Regions from separate parts of the Homo sapiens genome. Here all the other regions are linked to region 2. The links are chromatin loops, found by intact Hi-C in ENCODE. Cell type or tissue: heart left ventricle. All regions are shown on one strand.

Region 1 (5,000 bases), 98 kb before region 2:
ATTTAAACTCCTGTTATTTCATATATGGATGTCTGTATGTGACAGATTGTATTTTTCAAAAGTGGCTGCAGCAAGATTTCCCATCTCATGTGTTCTTCTTATACTGTGATCTTGACTCTTCTTCTCTTGAGAGGTGAGGTCTACTTTTCCTCCCGTTAAACACAAACAGACTTGTATAACAGCTTCAACAAAGAACATACAGTGAAAATGACTTCCAAGGTTAGATCATAAAAATACCAGACATATCCAGGTTGCTGGTTTGGGATACCTGCTTTTGAAACTATGCTGTGAAAAAATTAAAGCAGCCTGGAGGCAGGCCCATAATGAAAGAGACCAAGACCTTGACCTGCAAACCCAGCCAAGCTTCCAGCCAACAGCCAGCACCAACTTTCCAGCAATGTGAATGAGTCATCTTGATAATGGATCCTCTAGTCCCCAGTAGAGCCACCACATGTGACAACTGTGGAGCAGAGGCAGGCCATACCTGCTGAACTCTAACCAAATTACAAATTTCTGGGCAAAATAAATGATTACAGTTGTTTTAGGCCACTAAACTTTGGAATCTTTTATTATGCAGCTACAGATAATACATTATATTAGCATTTTTGTAATCTCCTCACTTCTAATGTATCTTGCAATCTTGCACACTAAGTTCATAATACTACATTACCCAATGAATAATGGTAACTTATTTAGTGTACAGTTGTTTCAGCCAAATTCAACATGACGCTAGGCAATTTTATAATTGTTATACTTCTTCAGTTTCATCATTGATTTATTTACACATTTATTCCTTTAGTAAAATATATTTAATAAATGTTGATTATTATAATAAAATGTTTGAGTTACTGGAGAGAAATTCATAAAAAAGAACAAGGAAGAAGAGGAGGAGAGAGGGGAGAAGAAGGAAGAGGATGAGAAAGAGGAGGAGGAGAGAAAAAAGCAGATTCTCAACTAAGGTTGTCACACAACTTGACAATTTTGCAAATGTGAATGGGCATTTTTTAAATTAGAATGCCCAAAAGATACACGGTTGTGAGCCATGGATTTTGAGCAATACTTAATTTCACTGAGCAGGCCTAAACAAACTGTGCATAAGAGAGTGCTCACACAATGTCTACTGATGAAGAGTAGTGAGAATATTGGTTGTGGTATACAGAATAATTGTCCCCCAAAATATTCATGTCCTAATCCCCAGAATCTGTAAATATGTTACCTTACCTGGAAAAGAGAATTTGCAGATGTGGTTTTATTAAGAACCTCGAGCGGGAGAGAGGACCCTGAATTATCTGGGTGGGCCCAATAAAATCACGGAAGTCCTCAAAATTGGAGAACTTTTTCTGTTGGTGGCCAGCGGGAGATGCAATCAGCCAGCACTGGCTTTGAAGATAGAGGAAGAAGCTATGAGCCAAGTTATGTGGCAACCTGTAGAAGGTAGAAAGTACAAGGAGATGGATTCTCTCTAGAGGCCCCAGAAAGGAATGTAGCCCTGAAGACACTTTGATTTTAGCTCCTTGAGACCCATGTTGGACTTCCAAGTACAGAATTGTAAGATAAATTTGTGTTAAATTTGTGGTACTATGTTATGGTGCAGTAGAAAACTAATATACCAGTGTGTATCTGATTACTATAACTCTCTCTTACTCACTGGAAGACAAATTTTTAGAGGGCTCATATAAAATTAGCATAGGAGAATGGCAAATTTATTTTTCCTGGGCCCAGTGCAGTGGCTCATTCTTGTAATCACAGCACTTTGGGAGGCCGAGATGGGCGGATCACCTGAGGTCAGGAGTTTGAGACCAGCCTGGCCAACATGGCGAAACCCATCTCTACTAAAAATACAAAAATTAGCCGGGTGTGTTGGCGGGCACCTGTCATCCCAGCTACTTGGAGGCTGAGGCAGGAGAATCACTAGGACCCGGGAGACAGAGGTTGCAGTGAACCAACATCGCACCACTTCACTCCAGCCTGGGTGACAAGAGCAAAACTCCGTCTCAAAAAACAAACAAACAAATTTATTTTTCATGAAATATTTTTACATAAATCTTTTTAAAAATAAATAGTCTCCCTTTTATATTAGCAATCTGAAACTAAAAAGGAGTTCCTTTATCAAGGTCACAGAGCTCATGATTGTGACAACTAATGATACATTGACGAACAAGATTATTCTTTCTGTAGCAATGACTTTCAAGCCAAGAAATGAAGTTATCTAGCAAGTAACATTTTCCAGCTAATAATCAGCAAAATTAGAGAGGCACTTTATTTTTTTTTCCACTAATATATATTTGAAAACCTTAGGAGAGAGACTGTAGCTTGTGCAATATTTATTTCTTCTTAATATTGCTACATTGAACCTGCTTCCATTCAACTCAACAGGCATTTCTGAAATACAAACTGTGACTTGTTCTATAATCAATGGTGTTTGTATATATATTCAGCCACCTACATGCAATATATAATACATATTATCTGCATTTTAAACTGAACTTTTAAAAACGACCCCTCTGGTTCTTCGACCAGGACACCTTGCCCTACTTTGGAATGGGTATCCTTCACGTTCCTGGGCTGGCACACATCAGGAAGCTATGTACATTTTCAGCTGGATAAGAGCCTATTAATAGAAAGCTGACACTGCTGTGGTTAAAAAAAATCAGGTCAGAGATTAATTTCATGAAACCCATAGTCATGTCAGCTAAATATGATCTGTTTGAGGTAGGTGAAGGATGTGTGATCACTCTGTTGTTCAAACTCAAATAAATATGTCTTTCTTTTATATTTGCACCATGAAATATTTTTTCATTTGTCTAGGAATTCTAATCCTTGCATAAAATCATGCAGATTTTAAACTTCTGAAACAATCTTTGTGCTTAAACATCTTCCAAATAAGACTACTTAGAGAAAAAAAAATGGGGATCAGAATGTGGGATACAAGAAGATATGACAAGGTGATTAACTGAATTTGTTGTAAAAATAAAAGTTAGAAATAGAAATTTGGAATAAGCATAAAGTTAGGTTTGCAGGAAAGCAAGTTGTATCAGTTTGACCTGGAAATACTGGATGTTATTTAAAGGGCAGAATGTAGACATACCTTTGATGAGGAGTATTAAAAGAAAATATTCAGGAAGGAAAACAACAATAACAACAGAGCAAAATTGTAAGTGGTAAGAAATCATACATACATGTTTATACAGCATTTACACAGTATAAATGCATATGAATAAATATGAAGTATACATATATTTGATTTGTGATGTACAGAATAAAATGTAAAATTAAAGATTTTAATAAATATTGAGTTCCTACAACATATCAGACACTGCATGAAGCACTAAAAGAAAACATTTGATTTTTTTTTTTTTGCAAACCTGCTTTATAAATAATGTAAAGTATAACGTATATTATGGATATAATTTTCGTTTTTGAGATGGGGCCTCACTCTGTTATCCAGGCTGGAGTCCAGTGGCATGATCATAGCTCACTGCATCTCAAACTCCTGGGCTCAAGGGATCCTTCCAAGTCGCTGCAAGCACAGGCACATGCCACGACACCCAGCTAATTTTTTTTGTAGAGACAGGATCTTACTGTGTTGCCAAGGCTGGTCTCAAATTCCTAGCCTCAAGTGATCCTCCTGCCTCGGCATACCAAAGTGCTAGGATTATAGGCTTCAGCCACTGCCCCCAGCCTAATTTTTATAGGTCTTTTTTGCTTTATTATATATTTTTAACTGACACATATATATGAGTTACATGTGATATTTCCACACTTACATACAATGTATAATGATCAAATCAGGGTAATTAGCATGTTCATCACATCAAATATTTATCATTTCTTTTTGTTGGGAATATTCAAAATCCATTATTCTAGCTATTAAAAATATGCAAAAAATTGTTGTTAATTATAGTCACTTTACAATGCTGTAGGACAGTAGAACTTATTCCTCCTATCTAGCTGGAGTTTTATATCCATTAACCAACCTTTGGCTATCCTCACATCCCCACACTTTCTAGCCTCTAGTAACCACTATTCTACTCTCTACGTCTATGAGATCAACTTTTATAGCTTCCACATATGAGTGAGAACAAATAATATTTGTCTTTTTGTGTCTAGCCTATCTCACTTGACATAGCTCATCCACGTTGCTGTGAATGACAGGATTTCATTCTTTTTTAGGGACAAATAATATTCCATTGTGTGTGTGTGTGTGTGTGTGTATATACATGTTTTTCAAACGTGAATGGGCATTATATATATACACACACACACATACACACACACATTCCATTATTCATATATACACACACAGACGCATACACCACATTTGCTTTCTTCATTCATCTGTGGATGGATACTTAGGTTGATTACATATCTTGGTTATCATGAATAGTGCCACACTAAACCTGGGAGTGCAGTTATCTCTTCAACATACTGATTTCAATTCGTTTGGATATATACCAAGTAGTAGGATTCCTGGATCAATGGTAGTTATATTTTCAGTTTTTTGAGGAAGCCCCATACTATTTTTCATAATGGCTGCACTAATTTACATTCCCACCAACAGTGTGTGAGAGTTCCCTTCTCCATGTCCTTGCCATTATTTATTATCTTTTGTCTTTTTGATAATAGACATTCTAACTGGAGTGAGATATCTCATTATGGTGTTCATTTACATTTCACTGATGATTCGTGGTGTTGAGTATTTTTTTCATACACCTGTTGGCCATTTGTATGTATCTTTTGAGCGATGTCTATTCAGTTCATTTGCCAGGTTTTTAATCACACTATTTGTTTATTATTTGTTTTTGCTATTGTTTGAGTTTCTTGTATATTCTGGACATTAATATCTTATAAAACAAATAGTTTGCAAATCTTTTATTCTTTTCTGTTGGTTATTTCTTTACTATGTTGATTGTTTCCTTTGCTGTGCAGAATCTTTTTAGTTTGATATAATCCCATTTGTCTATTTTTGCTTTTGTTTCCTGTGCTTTTGTGGTCTTTTC
Region 2 (5,000 bases):
TTTATAAGGACATCAGTCCTATTGGATTAGGGACTAGCCTCATGACTTAAACTTGGATTGTCTCTGTAAAAACCTTATTTCCAAATAAAGTCACATTCTTAGGCTCTGGGGCTAATGACTTCAACATATATTTTTGGGGAGACACAATTCAACCCATAACAATATCATATGCACAAAAAACAAAGGATTGTTTTTAAAAAGGGTGATTCAGAATAATAACACTGATTTGTCTAGAACTCCTTCAGTTTTTGGGAAACAATTGCAGGATTGGAGTCATAGGCTGACAAGGGATTTAGCTGATGGTGAGGCTCAAAAGTCAAAATGCAATCAAATACATTAAAATATATTTAAATATCCTGAAGCCCTTTATAAAAATGCTCTTAAAGCCCACAAATTCATTTAGTCTTCCTGTACTGTATAAACTTTTATTTTTGTCTTCTCTTAGCTGCACTTCATTAACTCCTTAAAGTACAAAATATATTTTCTTTCCCTCTCTGGCAATCATGAAAAATAAACCTGGACAAGGAAACCAGAAGAGTGTGCACAAAGCTATGCATCACAGTGTCCATAGTGAATGTTCACTTATGAGAAAGCGATTACAGTTCTTACTATGGCTATGTAGCCCCAGGAGAAGGGGAAATTGTCCATACATTTAAATTGAATTTGAAAATAAAACTAATATTTTAGAATTATAAAATATCTTTTGTGATTTAACGCGTAAGTATCAGATTAGCTTTACAACTTTGGGTAATTTGCCTGATCTTCACTTTAATAGGTAAATGAAAGTACTTTTATTATGAAAAAGAAGTATGTGCATTATTGGAAGGTAGATCACAGATAATGTGCTTGGAGAATTCGGTCAGCACATTTTGGCTTATGAGAACAAGTTTATAGTCTGCACAGAACCTGGAACAGACATGGCTGCGTAGTTTTGAAGGAGAGTCCTGGTTTAGCAATTAGATAACTACATTCTTTTCCTGGTCTGTCACGGACTCTTATGAGCATATTTTCTTATCCACAGACAAAGAAGTTCAGGGTAGTTACTTCTTATATTCCTATCAGCTCTGAAATTGCATGCTTATATTAAAGTTAAAATAATAAATTCTTCCTTTAGGAAAAATGGATAATATAATATTTAAGAAGATTTTTAACTCAATATTGCATTTCTATTAAGTTCATGATTTTCTCTTAAAAAGCATAGAGATCATCTTGCCTTACCACAGAACTGAACTTCTACAAATTAGCTACCAAAAATAAAAAAGAAACATACACACAAAGACATACACACTAACCAAGAGATCTGGCCTTATTGTTTAATGGTGGCTGAAACAGAATTTTTTTAAGGGTTTAAAATGAATGTGTATCATGCTCTTTCATAAAACATTACAAATTAAAATATAGATATATATGAATTTTATGAAGCTGTTTGAAATGTTCACCTACTTAAAGTCTATAGAGTATTTTAGCACTAATACCTAACAAAAAAGCACAAGAAATGTGAAAATGAGAGGAATTAGTTAAAAGAAAAATCAGTAAAATTTATTACAGGTAATGATGCTCCTCAAAGATTTTTTCTGTTAATAATGAAAAGATATAATGCTTACCTGATTATCCATCTGATTTTTTTTTTTTGGTTGGGTACTCAAGATTAGTCCTATGCAGTAGTCTAAAGTCAAGTATGTTCTAGAGTTTGGTTGAATTGATTTGCTAGCCATCAATTGAAGAATGTAGTAGCCTATACAAATCAGTACTTTACAAATTTTGGCATTACAATTTTTGATTTTCAACCTAAGAACAGGACGATTAAGTAAAGAACTCTGATAACCTGGCTCCCATGATTTGACCCCAAGGGAGTGTTTTCCCTGTTTAAAAAAAAAAAAAAAAAACCACAGGGTCAGGCAGATTATGAGCTCTGATATACTTGAGAAAAAGACATAGTCTGCCTGGTGACTGCCAGGGTCAAAAACAAAAACACAGAGCACAGCTTGGGGAGGGCTGGAAAGGGGCCAGATGGGAGGGTGAGAGATGTGCTTGGGTCCAGTTGAGCTGAATGTTCTGGTCAGGGAAAGGTCAGAGTCTGGGCAAGGGCAGGAACAGCAGGCCCATGCCAACTCAGATGCCAGACATCAGGGCCATTCCAACTGGTGGATTCCATTTGTTTTTAATTATCAGCATACCGAAGGGACTTTTGTTTCTTGTAAATAAGGATGACAAACAAATTAAACTCTAGCAGGTGCAAGAAGCTTATTCTGTCCTGAGCTAAAAACTGTCCTGGCTAAGATATAACTTGCCAAATAGGGCTGGTGACAAGGAGGTACTCTTCTTCCATATGAAAACTCCTGGTTGTGGGCTCTAAGCAGAGACGCTCAAGCGAATGCAGCTGCTCTATAGGTGATTTTTATTTTAGAGTGATTACCAAGGCAGTTGCTGATTGTTGCATTGCTGTGTTGAAAGTCATTTCAAAACTTGGTATTTGAGCACAGTCTTGCCAAAGTTTGAAGTTTCTGTCCAAGGAGCTTCAGTGGCTGTCTGCCATTATGAACAGCTCCCTAGGGCCCAAGGGTCCAGCTGCTTCACTAAGAAGTGTTGTGATGCCATTTCTGAGGGGGATAATAAAATGCTAGCATACAGTACAGGGTCTGTAAATCAACACTTCAACTGGGAGGAACTGGATTTCTCCCTAGGGTAACAGGAATGAGGCATTAATATGCTAATTTCAGTCCGAATTCAGTCCCTTTGCTCTTTTGATTTTGTGTTAATTCTCCCATTTATGCCTTTGCACACGTCAATCTGAAAATCCTTTAGTGGAATGGACAACCAGCTGTCCAAGGTGGGTGAGTCCTCATTCCTTACAGAGACAGAGACACAGATTAGGTGTTCCCCTGTGGGTCTTTCCAATCAGGGCTCTGAAAGCACAGCTTATCTCACACAAACTTGGTTCCCCCTCAGAGAAACTTTAAAAGACGCTTTGTTTTTGCCAAGATTTTCTCTTGGTTTTCTGCTTAATTAATAGGGATTCAAAGGAACCAAAATAAACCATTTGTGGTCAGTATGAATAGTGATTTCCTTGCCTTATTTTGTGAGCTATTTATATTGAACTGAGTAGCGAATAAACAACTAAAAGAACCATTAAATGTGGAAAAAAATAATATCTCAATGTTTTAAGGTGAGTTTTTTTCTCCTTTTTCTCATTAGGTTTTGATTATTTGAGAAATTTCAATAAATTGTCAAAAGTTTCACATAATTGGAAGCAAGCAGTGTCTATTATAGCTCTACCACATCATCATCCATAAATAGAATTTAACTAGACGATAAAACTAGCTCTTAACATATTTTAGAATTTCACTTATTCAAAAATATTACAGAGTCCACTATGTGACTGAGACCTTGTGATGACTTGGAAATGTAAAAAAATAAAATAAATATGATGTAGCCCCTAAGGATTTCATTTACTGAGTAGAGATATTAACAATATCAATATTATTATTGAATTGCTGAAATATAATTATGTACATGGTGCAATTGGTGAATGGAATAAATAGAGATCAAAGAAAATGTTACAGAGAAGGAGGCATTTGAACCAAGAGGAAAGAGTGCATGGAATAGGGAAAGGAAAACGAATGAATGTGGGTGTGGTAATTCTAGGTGGAAGACACATACAGGCAGAGACATAAAGGCATCATGAGGGCATGTGGTGTGCTTGTGGAGCTACTAGCATTTAGTTATAATGAGAATATAAAGTTCAAGGAGAAATTCTTTGTAGATGACATTGGGTTGGTAAACATGGGGTTGGTAAGAAAATGTCAGATCACTAGAGCAGTAAAATATTTTTATTTTGATATAGCACCCACTATGTGACAGATACCATACTAAGCAGTGAGGAGGCACTAATATTTGTAACAGAGGAGTCAATGATATCGAATTTTCATGTTAGAAAGGTTAATATGAGACATAAAAATATAAAATCTAAAGGTTCAAAAGAGAAGTCAGGGTATTATAATATTATGATAGGTATAATAATATGCCCAAAAGAGACATCCTGCTTCAACTTCTGAACTGGAAATTGGTCTCTTCCCCTTTTCCCTCCTAATCTCTTACTAGGCTAATTTCTTCTCATTTCTCATACTCTTAAATGTCATTTCTGCCAAGGGCTCTTCCCCTAACAAACAGATTAGATTAGGTCATTTCATACATCAACATTCCACCTTACATATTTTCTTCATAGCAGTTCGACTCCCTGCAGTTACCCACCTTTGTAATTATTTGCTTAGCATCCACTAGTCATTAGCTTATTGACATCATGGCGACAGGAATGAACTCTATCTTGTTGAGGAGAGTCTTTAGCACATAGCAAGTGTTCTTTCTATATTCTTGTATAAATAAATGATAGTTAGGGAAAATAATATTGGATAAAAGAAAATGAGGAAGAGGAATATCAAAAAGACATGATTGAAAGAGCGTGGTGAATGAATGAAAAGGAAAAATATAAGAGAAAGACAAATTGGGATGAGTCTCATGTTTCTAGCATGGATAATGAATAAGAATTATGACTAAGGTATGGGGTAAGATTATGACTTAAATTTTAGTCCTGTTGTAATAATTGATGAGATCACTGCTCATATTAAATTAAATTTTATTTTTGTTGGAAAGATTTGGTATTTTATAGTCTTATTCCAGTATATTTTTTAAAACATTTAGTGTAGAATGTTTCTGTAGACGATTAACACATACTGTTTAAGTTGATAGTTCTTTGCTTCAAGATCAGAAAATTATGTCTCTATATTTTCATCCTCATATTTCAAGCATTCATCCAATATCAAAGCCGGGCTCCTTTGGCATATGGCATAATAATTTTTTAAAATTTTCCAATTATTTCAATTAAAGATTTGGAAAAGCTGACGGGGGTATTCTTATCTTTGCAATCAGACTTGGTTTGGGTACTAGTTTGTGCTTGGATATGAAATAAAATAGAAATAGGAAATAAATCTGTAATTATCTTG
Region 3 (5,000 bases), 100 kb after region 2:
AGTGTAGAGGAAAGAGTACCTTGCAAAGTCTCAAAGTATGAGACTTTGTCAAACTATAACAAGATTCTGAGATTCTTGTAGCCACCTACCTCCATGGGAGCTGAGGGTGAGTGAAGAGGTACTTGTTCTTTTGGAAAATCACTGCTTTTAGGGTGCCAGTGTTTGGGATGAAAGTATGTTGTATGGTATCATTGCCTATGTTGGAGCAGGAAAAAAGAAAGAATGGAAACTTAGGTAGATGGTCCTGAATTTTTATTTCTAAATCAAAACATTAAAAAAAGTTTGGATTTAGCAACTACTTGATTCAGTAACTTGCTTTTCAGCTGCTTAGTTTAACCACACACACACACACATACACACACACACAGCATGAAACAACAGCTGAAGACGTATTTGATGATGTGAGCACAAATGGATTTTTTTAGTCTTTTTCCTACTGAGTTGCTGGAGGGCAACAGTGCGAACATCCACCCTTCCTTGCCAGCTGGTGTGTATTCCTAAACCAGGGAAATAACGGTCACACTTACCCTACCTATTATGACAAGCTACCTCTGGGTCAAAATTATTACAGCATGTTCTTATTAGTGTCTGAATCCCACTTTCATTTGTGTGTTATACTTACCCAGTCCTGGATGAGTAATTTTAATTGTGAGAGCCAAATAAGCAAAATGTGGAGTTAGCCCTTGACAAAAATAGCCACTGTTACAAACGTGATTTAAGGGCTGAAATGGTTCAGATCATCATCCCTGGTGTCTTTGCTTAACAAAAGCAGCTAGGAGGGGTTATTGGTCTCAGAGGTGGAATATAGCTGCTCTGCTCTGTCAGAAGGAAAGTGCTCCTTTGGCTACTTCTTCTTTGTCCACAGGGCAAATACTGTGATATGAGAAACCGGAGAGATGGGATGTATCATTGGCAGCTTGGCCCTGAAGGCTTTAGGGCAGTATTTTTCTCTTTCTGCCCCTAGCCAGCTGTCTTTTTGCACAGGTTGAATGCATGTGCTCTGCCTTTGACATTGTGCATTTAAATGCCAGCTTGTGCAATTTACAGTACAAAAGGGCAAGGATACGTGGGGGAATGAGGAAAAAAGAAACCTCTTTTCTCTTCTCATTGGCTGACCTTTGTGATTTCGCTTTATAAAGGCATTGAAAGAGCCCCTTTGACCATATTTCTGATCTTCAAAACAATCACAGAAATAGCCCTTTATAATGTTATTTATATACATTGCTACCAGTCTTCCTGCATTAGAATATAAAGAATAATTTGTATCCCTGGAACTGAACACGGAAAGCCATTCCTATCTCAGTTAGCTGAAAGTAAAACCAAATTGCACTCTGTGATTTTGGTAATAGGGATCAAAAAATTTTATATTGTAGGATTTTAGGCCAATAATACCTGAATCTGAAAGGTAGACTTAATATGCTTCCCTCAAATTAATTTAGAAAATTTCAAATTTGGAGAGATCATAACATAATAATTTTATGAGACAGATATAAAGGGAGATGCAGGACTGAGAGTGACCTTGGTGGTATGCAAATCCTCATTCTTGAGAAATGATTTGTATAGACTTAATGATTCTCTTATTCTCCTTAGGTATTCCTTCATTAATTCATTTGTTCACTTATTGAGTCCTTTCATTAGAAAGATGCTTTTCTGGGTACTAAAGAATAATGGTGGCTGGGCGTGGTGGCTCACGCCTGTAATCCCACAACTTTGGGAGACGGAGGCAGGTGGATCACCTAAGGTCAGGAGCTCAAGTCCAGCCTGGCCAATATGGTGAAGCCCCATCTCTATTAAAAATACAAAAAATTAGCTAGGCTTGGTGGCAGATGCCTGTAATCCTAGCTACTTGAGAAACTGAGGCGAGAGAATCGCTTGGACCCGGGAGACGGAGGTTTCAGCGAGCTGAGATTATGCCGCTGCACTCCAGCCTGAGTGCAACAGAGCAAGACTCTGTCAACTAAAAAAAAAGAAAAAAAGAGGAAAAGAATAATGGTGACAAGGAGACAAAGTTTTTGCATTTATAGAACTTCATAGTCCAGTGAAGGAGACAAATCATAAAGGGCATGTAGTATGATATCCGAGAATGATACTTGCTATGAAGAATTGAGAGGGCAAGTGGATAGAGAATATGGAAGGTGCTGTGTTTTCACTGGGTGGTCTGGGAAGGGCTGTCTAAGGAGATGCTATCTGAACAGAGACTTGGATGAAGAAAGGAGTGAGCTGCACACACATTTGTGAAAATAGTTTCATACAGTAAAAATGCAACCTTCACACAGAAGAAATGCAAAAACCCCAATGATCAGGGAACAGGAAAAGAAGCAGTGGAATAGAATAGCATGAGTGAGGAGCAGGTGGTAGGAGGTGAAGTTAACCGAGTTGTGGAGATCTGGATCACAAAAGATATTATCCTGAGTGAGGTCTGATGCTTTCAAAGGGCCTGAGTACAGATCATTTTAAGCAATTATAAAAGTGAAAACAATTAGAATTAACATAAACACATTTCTCGTGTGTTTTGTTGGCTGGAAAATTTGTTTAGTTGCCTCTTGCTCTGTCCCCTTAACTTTAGTGACACTGCTGTCACTGAATTTTGCATATGAAATTCTCTTCAGAAAAGGATAAGACTAGTGCCATCTGGTGGTCGTAGTTGTGAACGTCATACTCCATCCTGGAGTATTTGCAAAACCAAAAACATTTAGGCCCAGCAGTGCTAAAACTTTCAATAATACTTATCCTCCTAGGTAAATATGTCTATTGAGCACATATAAAACTAGAATATGGAAACTCGACTAAAGTATTCGCTGATGTTGTTCTGTGCTTTGAGGAATCTTTTAGTTTAGCCCAGTAGTTATTTTTGTCTATACAGTATATGCAATGCAGTTCACATAGTAGGGAATAAATAAATTGCTATTAAATTGAAATTAGCCTAATGTCTACTTATCACTGAGGTACCATTGACCTTTATTAGGTCTTCTTTCTTAGGTCTCTACAACAGTAGTATTCTTGAATCCAGAGAGAGACCACATCATTTTCTTTTTATTGTGATATTTGTGGTTATGATTATTTGGCTAGTACACTTACTATTTTTATATAGTGTTTGCCTAATAAATATAAATTTACATATGGGATAGAAAGAACTATGTTTTAACATTACATGGGTGTTTATCTTAAGGGCTACCTGCTTAGACTGTCTGGCTTTGAGCCTTGCCTCAGTCACCTGCAAGTTCTATGGATGAGCCTTAGTTTCCTTCTCTGGAAAGACTCTAATGGTTCTAACGTTACAGCGATCTTGTCAAGGTTAAATGAGAAAATCTAGGTAAGCTGTCTAGCCCAGTACTTGGAATATTACAAGTATCCAATACATGGTAAATATTTTTATAATTTGTATGTGTTTGGTATGTAGCATTTGATAAGCTAAAGGTCAAATCATGTCTCATGGGAAAATTAAATATAAATAAGTAACTAGTTTGTAAGGATAGTTCAGCCTGATCACTCAATAAGCATTTAGTTGAATTCCTTATTTGTAGTAAGCACTGTTCTGAAATATCCATCATACATTTATATTACCAAGAAGTATGCAAAGCTACAAAAGGACAAGCCTCTGAGTGTTTAATAATTGTGTTCACAGAGCCTAGAGTGGCATCTGGCACAGAGTAGATGCTCAATTAATATTTGCTGAATGAATGAATTAGAAAGGACTCCTTAAATATAAATATTATCTAGTTTTACTTCTTATTCATGTAATTATTTAATAAAATTTGATATGTTAAAGTTTCTGTATATAGATGTAAGTAAAACTGAAACGATATTCAAAATTGTATTATCATTACATTTTTACCTAGGAGAATGAAATCAGTAATAATCCTAGGGTACTCATTTTCCAGCAATAATCAAAAGATTCTTATATTACTAATTGTGAGCAGAATACTTAAAGAGAGAAATTTTGGCAAAACTATTATGCGAATCACTAAATTTGCATATAGTGGTTTTTCCCCTAAAATGTAATGTGTGTTTTAAGACTTAACTCTCAGAATGGCAATTCCATTTTCCTGCTTCCAAGTTCTTGATTGGGAACTCTTTATTATTACACATATATTTTCTATTCAGCTAAAACCTCCACAACATACAGAATAAAAGATTTGATTTTTCCTGACTGAAAGAAAAGCTGATATTTGTATATATGCATTTGTTATTTATCAAATGAACTCTAGGACAATGTCAACTGCTTACTAATATCCAATATATTCCATGGACAGCCTCCCTCAAGCAATGAATCTCAGAATATCATGGCAATGTGAAAATTCCTATAACTCACATATTTCTATATATCCTATGGAGTACGTTCTCGTTAAACATGAGGTAACACTTATTCTGTGTTTTAATGACATTTCAGTGGTTTCTAGAATTTTTTTAAAAAAATCTCAATAGAAAGGATTTAGTAACCTTAAGGTTAACCTTGATCAATATTTCGGAAAGTATTATTAATTGGAACTTAAAGGAATGCTAAATGCAAAGATGTGGCATAGGTTCATCAAAATTAAAGAAGTCATGTAAAATTAACCTTAATTCTTCATCAGATAGCGAACTTGAAGATCAGAGAAATTGTGCAGGCTTGATGCATGTGTAGCAAAGCATTTGAAAAGGTGCCTTCTGATGTGTGATTAAAAGGTAAGAAAATGGGCTGAATGCAAGAGAAAACTAGTTACCCCTTGAACCTTTACTAACCAACACTTAGTAATGGATAACTCTTAATCTGGTAGAGATGTCTAATGGTGAGTAGGGGGCTTCATCCTCTTCTGAGAGTCTCTGGATTTAGTCATTACTAAAAAGATTTTGCATTTGACACTGTTGACTATCTCTTTATCTGTAAGAAGCCTATTCATGATTTGTCAATGGTTTTTGACATGTCTGTTATAATAGGCAAGCACATCTTCAAAGCCAATGAAATTTGTTACAATTTTATGTGAAAAAATACCTTCAAGAATGCCTTTTGGGAAACTATA
Region 4 (5,000 bases), 120 kb before region 2:
ACTGATGAATGGAGATATGAAGTGCTACGTTTTTCAAAACAATTGGAACTGCTGTGGCACTATTGACTGGAGATTCTTTGTGGGGGGCAATGTAAGGAGGGCTTTTCTCTTAGGATACCTCCTTAGACCAACCCAGAGCTCTGGGAAGCTGCTCTTGAGGATTTTGTATCTTTTCATCCCGCTAGTGGGCCTAATTTGCAGTGACCCCCTTTACCTTAAGTCATAGTATCTGCAACAAGGCCTCATTTCTTGGGGAAGATAGCAAACTTGTAGTTAAAAGGCTCTAGGCCCAGTCCTAGATATAGGAATTGAATAAAATCATGAATGTAATCATGTAATCATTTCCTCCTTGTAAATTAAGATTTGTTACTAATTTATGTATTCAGCTGGTAAATGAGCAACTTTCTATTGTGTCAGGAATGGGGGCAGTAGATTAAGACAGAACCACTAACAGGGAGGAGGTCATTGCCTATGGAAATAGCTGTTGCAGCACTCTTCTGAGCCTGAATTTTAAAAATAACAAACATGGCTTTGCTTCATGATCTATGAAGTACCATAGGAATTCGGGAGGTCTGAAAACGAAAAGTATCAAGTTCAAGCTAAAAGATTAAACTACAAGCATTTATTAGGTTGAATATGAGAATAAAATAAAAGTGTAGTCAACCCTTGATTATTCACAGATTGGCTAGAGTTTATGATTATCAATGCCCTTCGATTCTCCTTTTGCTTCCAACTACCAACTATTGAATATTTTTTTGCTCATTAACACCTGTCTAGGAGTGGGAAGGTGAAATGCTAATCAGCCAATTTGGTTAATTGTTAGTGGCTGCTATAATCCTTTTTTTTTTAAGTTGAGATAAGGAAATACTTTACTTAAATATTGGCTGTGGACTACTAAACTTTATGTCACCTTCCCTTCCTTTTTACTGCATGGATAAATGCAGGTATTTAGTTCTTAGTAAGGTAGTAGAGAGAATTAAAAAGATAGTAATTCATCAATCCAATGTTTTTCAAGTATCACACTATAAATTCACATTACATAATTCTTATTGGCCAGTGTTCAGAAAATATTAATCTTCTACAATATGACTACTTTAAAAGAAAGCTTCAAGATTTAATAGTTGCAATTTTAAGTGTAGCCCTATATAAATAACTGCACTTGCTAAGTGGATTTGTATCAACAGGAACATAACTTCTAGAAAATTACTCAAGACTACCCTCCCTTTTGCCTGTGATAGACATTTGGGACCCTCCCCAAACCAAATAAGGGAAAGAAGAATGTTCTGAGCATTAAGAGCACTAAGAATAAATCTGAGCTCTCACGGATAAGATTACTTTCAACTCTTTATTTCATGTTTTCTGACATAGACCCCAGGATCTGTAATTATCTTAGAGAAACTGCGGGGGCTTAGATGGTACTTTGTAGTTCATTTGGTTTTTTTTGTTTGTTTGTTTGTTTTTTGCCTTTCTCTCTTTGGGGCTGAAGAGCTGGTGTGTCTGTGTGTGTGTTCCTCTAGAGTGCCAAAAAAGAAAAAAAAAAGTGCTGAAGAGTCCTAGGGAGATGAGGCTATTTTTGTTTGAAGCTGATACTTCTAGCTGAGCCACAAGTGCTGCTTGGAAAGGGCTTAGGTTGTTTCCAGGGGGAGAACTCTGCAGAGGAGAGGCAAAGTTCAACAGGACAACAAAGAAGCAGCAGAAACAGCCAGGAAAACGAAGAGCCCCCAGGTTTTGACACAGAACCCTCCACCAGAGTTCTCAAATCCCCAAATACTCTGCAAAGTGCAACTTGACGGGAACTTTTCAACTGACTTTTACTTTTGACGACCACCATGACTGAGATCACTGCTGAAGGTATTGCTACCATTTTCCGATAGTATCAAGTAAGGAAAAAAAATATGCAAATCGACAGCCACATTAACTGTCGATGTGTCCATTTAAAATGTTGCTTTAAGGTAATTGCCTTGGTCAATGATTCTATACAGGATCTGAGAAGTGGATTTAGGAGCTGAGAGGCTGCCAGATCTGTATATTGGGGGAGCAAAAAGAGATTTCTCTTAAATTTTGCATGTGGAAACTGTTCTCTGCTATACCAAAGGCCCCACTAGTTAACAGTTGTTACTCACACCTCTATAAATAGCTATGGTCATGTAACATGATGGCCGATATCTTATCCAGCAAAAATTACAAAGTTTTCAAGGATGGAGACCATGATGAACTTAAAATATTACACTAATGCTTACTTAAAATATTACACTAATGCTTACTTAAACTTAAAAAGTAATTTGAAGCATTTCTGCTTTATGATATTTTTAAATGGAGACCTTAAATTTGTTTTTCCTTTCCTACTAGGGTATGTAAAACACACATACATATATATGATTTATATACAATTTAAGACATAAGTGTTCCCATAAAATTTGTATTTATTTGACCATTAATGGAAATTCAGAGATAAAGACTGGAATTCCACAAACTTACTGTGAATCAGTATGATTTTTAAAATAAAGCAATTAAGTGTTAGAATTCTGGTTCTTTTTGTAAATTCATTCTTCATTTTCCTCTAAATGGTAAATTCTATCTTTATGTTACAATAAATATTTTCTGTTTCAATGCTTTACTGAAAGCTACATACTATAATACATATCTTCTATTTGATGGTTGCTAGTTATATATATTTATATTTCATATATACTTCATATATATATGTACGTATTTCTTAGAATGAAGGAAACCTTCAAAACTAAATTACTTTGAATACAGACACAGTCTGGTTCTAGTTGAGGTAAAACTTTTGGAGGTGGATCTAAAATTTGCTTCTGACAGCTGTAAGAAAATCAGACAGGTGGTGCTCTTAACAACTTCCAAGTTAAATGCTGTGCTGGTTTGCTTTGAATAATACAACTGAAAAATAGAATATTTGTTTTTATTTTTGAGGGTAGAAATTAGTATGGACACACAGTAATTTCTGTTGGAGATTTTTAGTCAATATTTATAAGAAGTGCCTTATTTGTACCTTGCACTGAGAAATTCAGTCTGACACCTCGTATTAATAACAATTACTGAGAGATTTCTATGTGTTAGGTATTTTGCTCAGAACGTTATGTGTGTTTACTTATTTAAAACTGACACAATTCAATTAAGTAGGCATTATTATCTCAGTTTGGCAGAAAAAGGAACTGTAACTAAAATGTTATGTGACTTGCTCAAGACCAGCATTACCAACATTTAAACCCAGCCCCTTTAAATCTTGTTTGTGTGTGTGTGTGTGTGTGTGTGTGTGTTTTCTTTTCTGTGAGAGGATATCAGGTTTACTCTTTACCAATTTTAGTTCAGAATTTGCTAACTAAATATAAATAGCATTTTTCCTATTCCTTAGATATTCTGTGTCATGTTGCTTTTAGTTTGCCTTAAAGAAAGCTATGTATAAAAACTTCTTGTTTAGCTCTGCACAAGTTATTAAGATAGCTACGAGCGTCTTAATCTTCTGTTTCTCTACCTCTGTTCAGGGTTTGGGCTCCCAGGTGATTCAGGAGGTCAGTTGACTAAACCATCTTGGGCTTGCTTGTGGATTATGTTTTGTAGAACTTGCATTTGATTCAAAAGACTTTTTACAGGAAAATTCTTGATTATGAAATAGAGCTTTTGTTTCTGCCTTTGCTCTGCGGGGGTTTAAAAGGGCCTTGGAAGACCTTCTGGAGTTACCCATAAAAATAATTACATTAGTAATAAAATTAAAAAGTAGAAATACCATCTAATTCTTGGGTGATGGTCATTTTCCACTTCCGGGCCTTAACAGTTCATAGGATCTATGTTATCTGAACATCAATTATGCATTTTTTTTTGTTTTCTGGAATGATTTATTAATAATATTTCTCAAATGAAAATTAGACTGCCAACTCAAATGAACTCATCTTTTAAGGAAGCACAGTCATTCTTTGATGATATCCAAAGTTTTTTCACACTTTGTTACTACACAGTTTCATGTTATCTTTGCAATTCTCACCTTTTGTGCCCTAGCTACAATTGTCTTCCTCCAGTCTTTTATAAAAGGTATACCTTTGTACAGTGCCTTGGTACAGGCTATTTTCTGAGCCTGAAATAGTCTTATTTTATCTCATCTGCTATATTTTTTTCAACCATTTATTTATTTATTTTATTTTTTTTAGAGCAGAATTTTTCTCTGTCACCCATATTGGAATGCAGTGGCATGATCATAGCTCACTGCAGTCTCAAACTCCTGGGTTCCAGCAATCTTTCTACCTCAGCATCAGAAGTAGTTAGGACTACAGGTGTGCACCACCATGCCTGGCTAATTTTTTTTTTATTATTATTTTTGTAAAGACACGACCTCCTTATGTTGACCAGGCTGTACTTAACTACTGGCCTCAAGCCAAGATTCTCTTGCCTCTGCCTCCCAAAACATTGGGAATACAGGCAAGAACCATCACGCCTGGGGCTTGCAATCACTTTTGGACACATTACTGAAATGTAAGCACTCTATCAGTAGACCTATGCCACCTATCAATCAATTACCTTTTCCATCCATTTATCACGCACACACACAAAACAGTTTGTGGCACTTAAGAATATAAGAGATAACTCATTACCTTAGAAAGCTCTAGTTAACTGTTCTCATCTCAAGTTTTGGGAAGACAAGGCTCATACAGATTATATGACTGTCTCATGGTCATGGGAAATTAGGAGAGATCTGAGGATAAATTTCATGCCTCCCATGGCTCATCCCAGTGCTTATTCAACTACAGTGCATGTCGTGCCTATAACCTCACCTAGTTGCTCACATCAATTTCCACTGCAGGTTCCAAGCTGGCTTACTTCATCCAGTGGAAGAAAGGAAATAATGCTAAATACAGAATTGTGTTTCAGGTACAGAGTAATAGATAAATTAGAAATAGGACAAAGTTGAACTCCAAAGGATTTTAGGGTAATAACACCTTTGATTCTGGCAAAATAAATTAATAAAGATAATTATAACAGCAATG
Region 5 (5,000 bases), 200 kb before region 2:
AGGCAACTGAACTCCATAAGTTTATAAATTTCTGGTATGGTAATAATTAGCAATCTAGGCAAAATGGGAATATTATGCTAAAAGCCCCATGGATCAGAAATTTAGCTATTTTTCAGATAGTAAATGCCATTAGAACATATACAAGGCTGTCTGTCCAAGGCAAAATTGACTTAAGACCTGATTTCTCAATCTTTTTGTCATTACTACCCATCTACAGAAACTTTTTATACATTTTTTCTAAACGTAACCCATGAAATTTTTATGCCGCAATTTTTATTATCTTGTATACTATTTGTACTTTATACATAAGAAGTAAGATTTTTTTTTGCCCTAAGAATTTATCCCTTCCCCAGTTGAGAATCTGATGGTTTGAATACCTCTGAGGAGATAGTTTCAGACCTCCTGTGAAATCTGTCCTTCCCAGGCCATCCTCTGACCTGCATCCGTTTCTCCTTGCTTCATGTTTCTCAGGAATCTCTTTTTAAAGTCTTACAAAAATTTCTGCAGTTTTTAACACAAATATATAAATCTATGACTATCCCAATAATTACCAGAATGTGAATCATCAATAGAGAGTTGAAATTATCTTTATAATATATGTTAATTATGACCATATCCCCCGTTGATACTCTCTTCCTAGTTTTCAGTCATCAAAAGTGATTTGAACTTCTTTATATGTACCTATTAAAGTGTGTGTATAATTTTTTACACATTTATTTCCTTTTCACCAAGTCATTTTTCAGAGGTATTCTATCAGTGGCAGGCTTCAAATCAGTATTTTGTGTCCTGGGGATTACCAACTGATTTTCAGTTAATTCTATTAGTAAAAACAAAAACCACTTGACTGCATCAGAGGGATTAACATAATGTTTGACATAATATGCAGCTGTTTGGAGTAAGACTTTCAGGTTGTCCGGAGACAACACAGTATAGAGTCTTTCATTGGTTCAGTTCTGACGCCAGTGACTCACTCTTGAGCAACAGAATGTGGTAGATGTAAAACTCTGTGATTCCTAAGGCTATTTCATAAGAAGCCTTGAAGCTTTCACCTGAAATGCTCACACTGGGGAAAGTCAACCTCATGTATAATGTCTGACTATCTTGAGACCATCATGCTATGAGAGAGCCTGAGTTAGCTACGTATAGCTATCCTGCAGAGAGAGACCCCCAGATAGCTCCTATCTATTCTATCCATCCCAGCTAAGGTGCTAGCTACGGTAGTAAAATTTTTTCTTAAGCATGCAGCCCCATCTAGTCTTCAAAAGACACCAGCCTCAGCCACCAATTGATTATAACCACCTACGAGACCCACATTAGAACTTCATAGCTGAGCCCAGTCAGCCCTCAGAACCACTGGAGATAAGCATTGATGTTGAAGTGCCTGTGTTTTGGGGTGGTTTATTATGCAGTAATAGATAACTGAAACACTGGGAGAGATGATAAGTCCTCACTTAGTACTGATAACGGGTATGGTGTTCTGTTAGCTTGATTATACTTCTATCCCACTCACAAATCACTTCATTTTCTTTCCACATTTACTATTGGCCTCCTTGTAATGCAGTATGAATTTGTATTAGCAGCTCTTTTTATCACAATAATGAGCCTTCAGAAAGGATATTTTTGCCGGACCCGGTTATCAGTGACCACTTTCTAATATTCCCATGTCATGTCTGGCTAGATGGGGATGCATGCTGATTGGGCCACCATATATGTTGTTACTCTCAGGCATTTGTAGCATGGGCACAATTTAGGTACATAATAAACGCCCAAAATATTGGGTGTTTCATAAAACTTCAAATGGGCATGTTGTTCTATGGTATATAACTATGTTATTCCTATTTCTCATTCTCCTCAGGGCTCTCTTGGTTCTATTTCTACTTTCCCGAAAGTTATTCAGTCTACATTCACATTTGATATGGTCAGAAGGGAAAAGCTAGCTCTGGCACACGAGGCAGCCAAGAGCAATGTGCTTCTTATAATTCCCAGGCAACTCCTTTAGCAGTGTGCTGCCATCTTGATTAACTGACACACGGTGCGCAGATGCTAAACTGTTCATGAACCCATGCTTTGTGTAATTCACAGGCAATTTAGTTCTCTGGTTATCTGAAAAAGAACCAAGTAGTAAATACAGTCTATAAATAGTAAAATGGTAGCTACAATTAATTAGCAGTTCTAATTGGCTATTGGTCAGTTGAGTCACCAGGGGGCACTGTATTACATCTTTTTCGAAATTATTCAGGTGGAGTCCAAACAAGAGCTAGTAAATAAGCATGAATTTTATTTTTCTTCTCTGCAGAAAACAGATCAGGTGATTTCTCCCAGCATTGGCCATTCATCAAAATATAATCTGACAGAAATGGCTGAGAGTATTATTCTCTTGTTCCAAGATGCTCTTGTGGGAATAATATTATCACTTCCTTTCCTGGAGTTTTGATTCATTTGTGCCTCCTTTCTACTTGCCATAATCTTTATTGCTTCCCGTTATTACCCATTTTATCCTAAACCTTCTTCCCTGGTGGGATAATTTGATTCAACAGTACCACTTACTCAAAAATCAGACTGTAACATCTGCTATGCCAAGGCCTCTTCACGGCACTGTTGAACAAAAGGAGTCATTTCTCAAAAGGTATATCAGATAGGGGCCAAAGACTTTGGCTCCTTCAAGCTTTGCTGAGAATTACTCATATGAGGCAGATTGATTAATAGGAGGAAAGGTATACAAATTAATTTAATGTCTATACACAGAATGATATCTTCAGAATGAAGACACAAAGACACAGGGGAAATGGCCCATTTTAATGCTTAGCTTCAACAAAGTATAGACAGCCATGTAGAAATATGATTGGACAAAAAGATATGCTCTAATGCTAACAGATTGAGTGAGGGAAGCCCAGTGAGGCTTGTCAGTCTAGAATCTTCTTGACCTCTGTGAGCATGCATTCCTTCCTTCCGGGTGTGGGGCAGGACTTCTCTGGAATGGGGGTCTTATGACCCACAGTCAAAAAAGATAGGTCAGATCATCTTTTTATGGCCAAGTTTTACATAGATAGGACAGAGGGAAAGGTAGAGTAATATTTTTAGGTTTTATGACTGGCTTTGGGGTAAAAGAGGTTCTTGTTTCTATGACCCACCTTCTGGAAGAGGGATTCTAGTTTCTATCGCTAGCCTCAGGGAGAATGGGACTGAGAGAGAGGGGAACAGGAGAAGGTCAGGGAAATACTCTTGTTTCTGAGGTGGCTACTGAGGCCTTCATTTTGGGGTATTGCTTTCTGAGCCCCAATGTAATCTCCCTCTGAAGATGTCAAGTCCTTCTTGGGAACTCCAGTGGTCTGAATTTGGATTCTCCCACTGAGATTTAATATAAATTCCTCATGTTGTACCTTTCCCATTAATATATTCTAATACCTTAGGGTCTTCTGGATGTATTGCCCAAGGGCAGGGCTGCTTGTTCTGCAGCCTGGACTTACTGCAGGGACCTTTCCTGCTCTAGGGTAAATTGAAAGCCAACATCTTTTTGTATCATTGGGATATGAGACAGAGCCATCAGAAGTTCAAGACCAGCCTGGTCAAGATGGTGAAACCCTATCTCTACTAAAAACTACAAAAAAATTAGCCGGGTGTGGTGGCAGGCACCTGTAATCCCAGCTACTCAGGAGGCTGAGGCAGAAGAATTGCTTGAACCTGGGCGGCAGAGGTTGCAGTGAGCTGAGATCACACCACTGCACTCCAGCCTGGGTGACAGAGTGAGACTCCATCTCAAAAAAAAAAAAAAAAAAAAAGAATATGTTATCCCCAAAATGCAAAGACACCTGTAGGGTATTGTACTATCTTCTTCATTGCGAGTAAGACAAGATTAAATAACTTAACTGTTACCTTGGATGAGATATACCTGCTTGTTTCTAAACACCAGTCCTTGGAAAGTTTTATTCATATGGTGGACCCCTGAATCTTTATGGGATTTATCTCACTCCCTCTGAAGCATGACTGTCCTACCAAGGCCTCTCATATGCTCCTCTGGCCCAATTAGCATGATGTTATTTATGTACATCATGGATGTGATGGTTTCCGAAATGTTCTGATGATCCAGATCTCTTTATGCTGTCTTTCAACAGAAGCTAGGAGAGTTTACATAGCTATGGGGCAACTATAAACATATAATTTTATTTATTCCATGTTCATGTGAATTATGTATGATCCTCTTTTATAACAGGTAAAGGGAAGAATGCATCTGCCAAATCCAGGGTTGCATGTCACATACTGGAGACCATATTACTTTGCTCCGGTAAGAGCACTCTATCTCTCAAGGTGGCTGAAATCGGCACTACTATACCTGTGAGTTCGTGGTAGTCTACTGTGACTCCGCTGCATCTGTCTGATTTCAGGAGCCAGGCTGGTGAATTAAATTGAGATATGATGAAGATTACTGCCCTTGTACCCTTTAGAACAGGGTTTGGTAAACTTTTTTTGAAAAGGCACATATAACAAATAGTTTAAGCATTTCAGGTTATATTATCTCTATTGCAACAATTCATCTCTGCTGTTGTCATGTGAAAGCAGCTATAACATATAACACGTAAACAGATGGACTCCAGTAAAACTTTACTTACAAAAAACAGATGGTGAGATGGATTTAGCATATGGGTCATAGTTTGCCAACTCTTGTTTTAGATCCTTAAAGGTGGTACTATTTTCCACTATCCACTCAGGATGCAATATTGTTTTTGTCATTCTCTTGGCTTATTCGTATAAAGATGTTTCAGTGTTATCTGCTTAGCCTTCTCCATCTGATAACCCATACCCCTCGGGACAAGGACCTAATGTGAAGTTTCAGCTCACAGCCAAATATATCTATCCAAATTATATATTAGAGACTTGGAAAATAACTAAATGAGTGAGTCTGTCGGCACAGTGATCTATTTGGGACTCAGACTCCTTTTCAATTAATGGCTTTCAGATCTAACAGCTTGTTCAAGGGATCATGACATGTTATTGGGCGCCCT

What was found. A loop is a pair of places that touch in the nucleus more often than their neighbours do. Peaks named below come from ENCODE experiments on the same cell type or tissue, not always from the same donor. Only the 100,000 strongest peaks of a DNase experiment are listed, where the experiment ranks them.
Region 1: it touches region 2 in a loop (2.4-fold over the local background); 3 of 110 quality-filtered maps call a loop at or near these places.
Region 3: a loop joins it to region 2, with 2.3 times the contacts of the local background. A loop is called at or near these places in 3 of 110 quality-filtered maps.
Region 4: it touches region 2 in a loop (16-fold over the local background); 15 of 110 quality-filtered maps call a loop at or near these places.
Region 5: a loop joins it to region 2, with 2.4 times the contacts of the local background. A loop is called at or near these places in 7 of 110 quality-filtered maps.

Annotation. Positions count from the first base shown.
Region 1 is chr6:123,614,752-123,619,751 of GRCh38, reverse strand. The region is part of intron 1 of TRDN (triadin); the gene reads left to right. All of the region lies in intron 1 of LOC105377981 (a long non-coding RNA gene), which reads right to left. Among named protein-coding and RNA genes, the nearest start is that of TRDN, 20 kb to the left of the region's middle. In heart left ventricle, no CTCF peak of the experiment used is centred here; no DNase peak of the experiment used is centred here; H3K27ac peaks cover 4,087 bases.
Region 2 is chr6:123,516,360-123,521,359 of GRCh38, reverse strand. All of the region lies in intron 5 of TRDN (triadin), which reads left to right. It overlaps LOC105377982 (a long non-coding RNA gene), which reads right to left and starts at 1,941. Exons shown (of 6, transcript XR_001743833.2): 1 at 1-1,941. In heart left ventricle, no CTCF peak of the experiment used is centred here; a DNase peak (open chromatin) is centred at 2,019; H3K4me3 peaks cover 1,057 bases; H3K27ac peaks cover 4,918 bases.
Region 3 is chr6:123,413,675-123,418,674 of GRCh38, reverse strand. The region is part of intron 12 of TRDN (triadin); the gene reads left to right. Among named protein-coding and RNA genes, the nearest start is that of TRDN-AS1, 23 kb to the left of the region's middle. In heart left ventricle, a CTCF peak has its summit at 2,634 (motif pointing left); no DNase peak of the experiment used is centred here; H3K27ac peaks cover 438 bases.
Region 4 is chr6:123,633,605-123,638,604 of GRCh38, reverse strand. It overlaps TRDN (triadin), which reads left to right and starts at 1,655. Exons shown (of 41, transcript NM_006073.4): 1 at 1,655-1,851. The coding sequence starts at 1,830. All of the region lies in intron 1 of LOC105377981 (a long non-coding RNA gene), which reads right to left. In heart left ventricle, a CTCF peak has its summit at 2,841; no DNase peak of the experiment used is centred here; H3K4me3 peaks cover 3,893 bases; H3K27ac peaks cover 5,000 bases.
Region 5 is chr6:123,712,661-123,717,660 of GRCh38, reverse strand. No RefSeq gene overlaps it. Among named protein-coding and RNA genes, the nearest start is that of TRDN, 78 kb to the right of the region's middle. In heart left ventricle, a CTCF peak has its summit at 2,192 (motif pointing right); no DNase peak of the experiment used is centred here.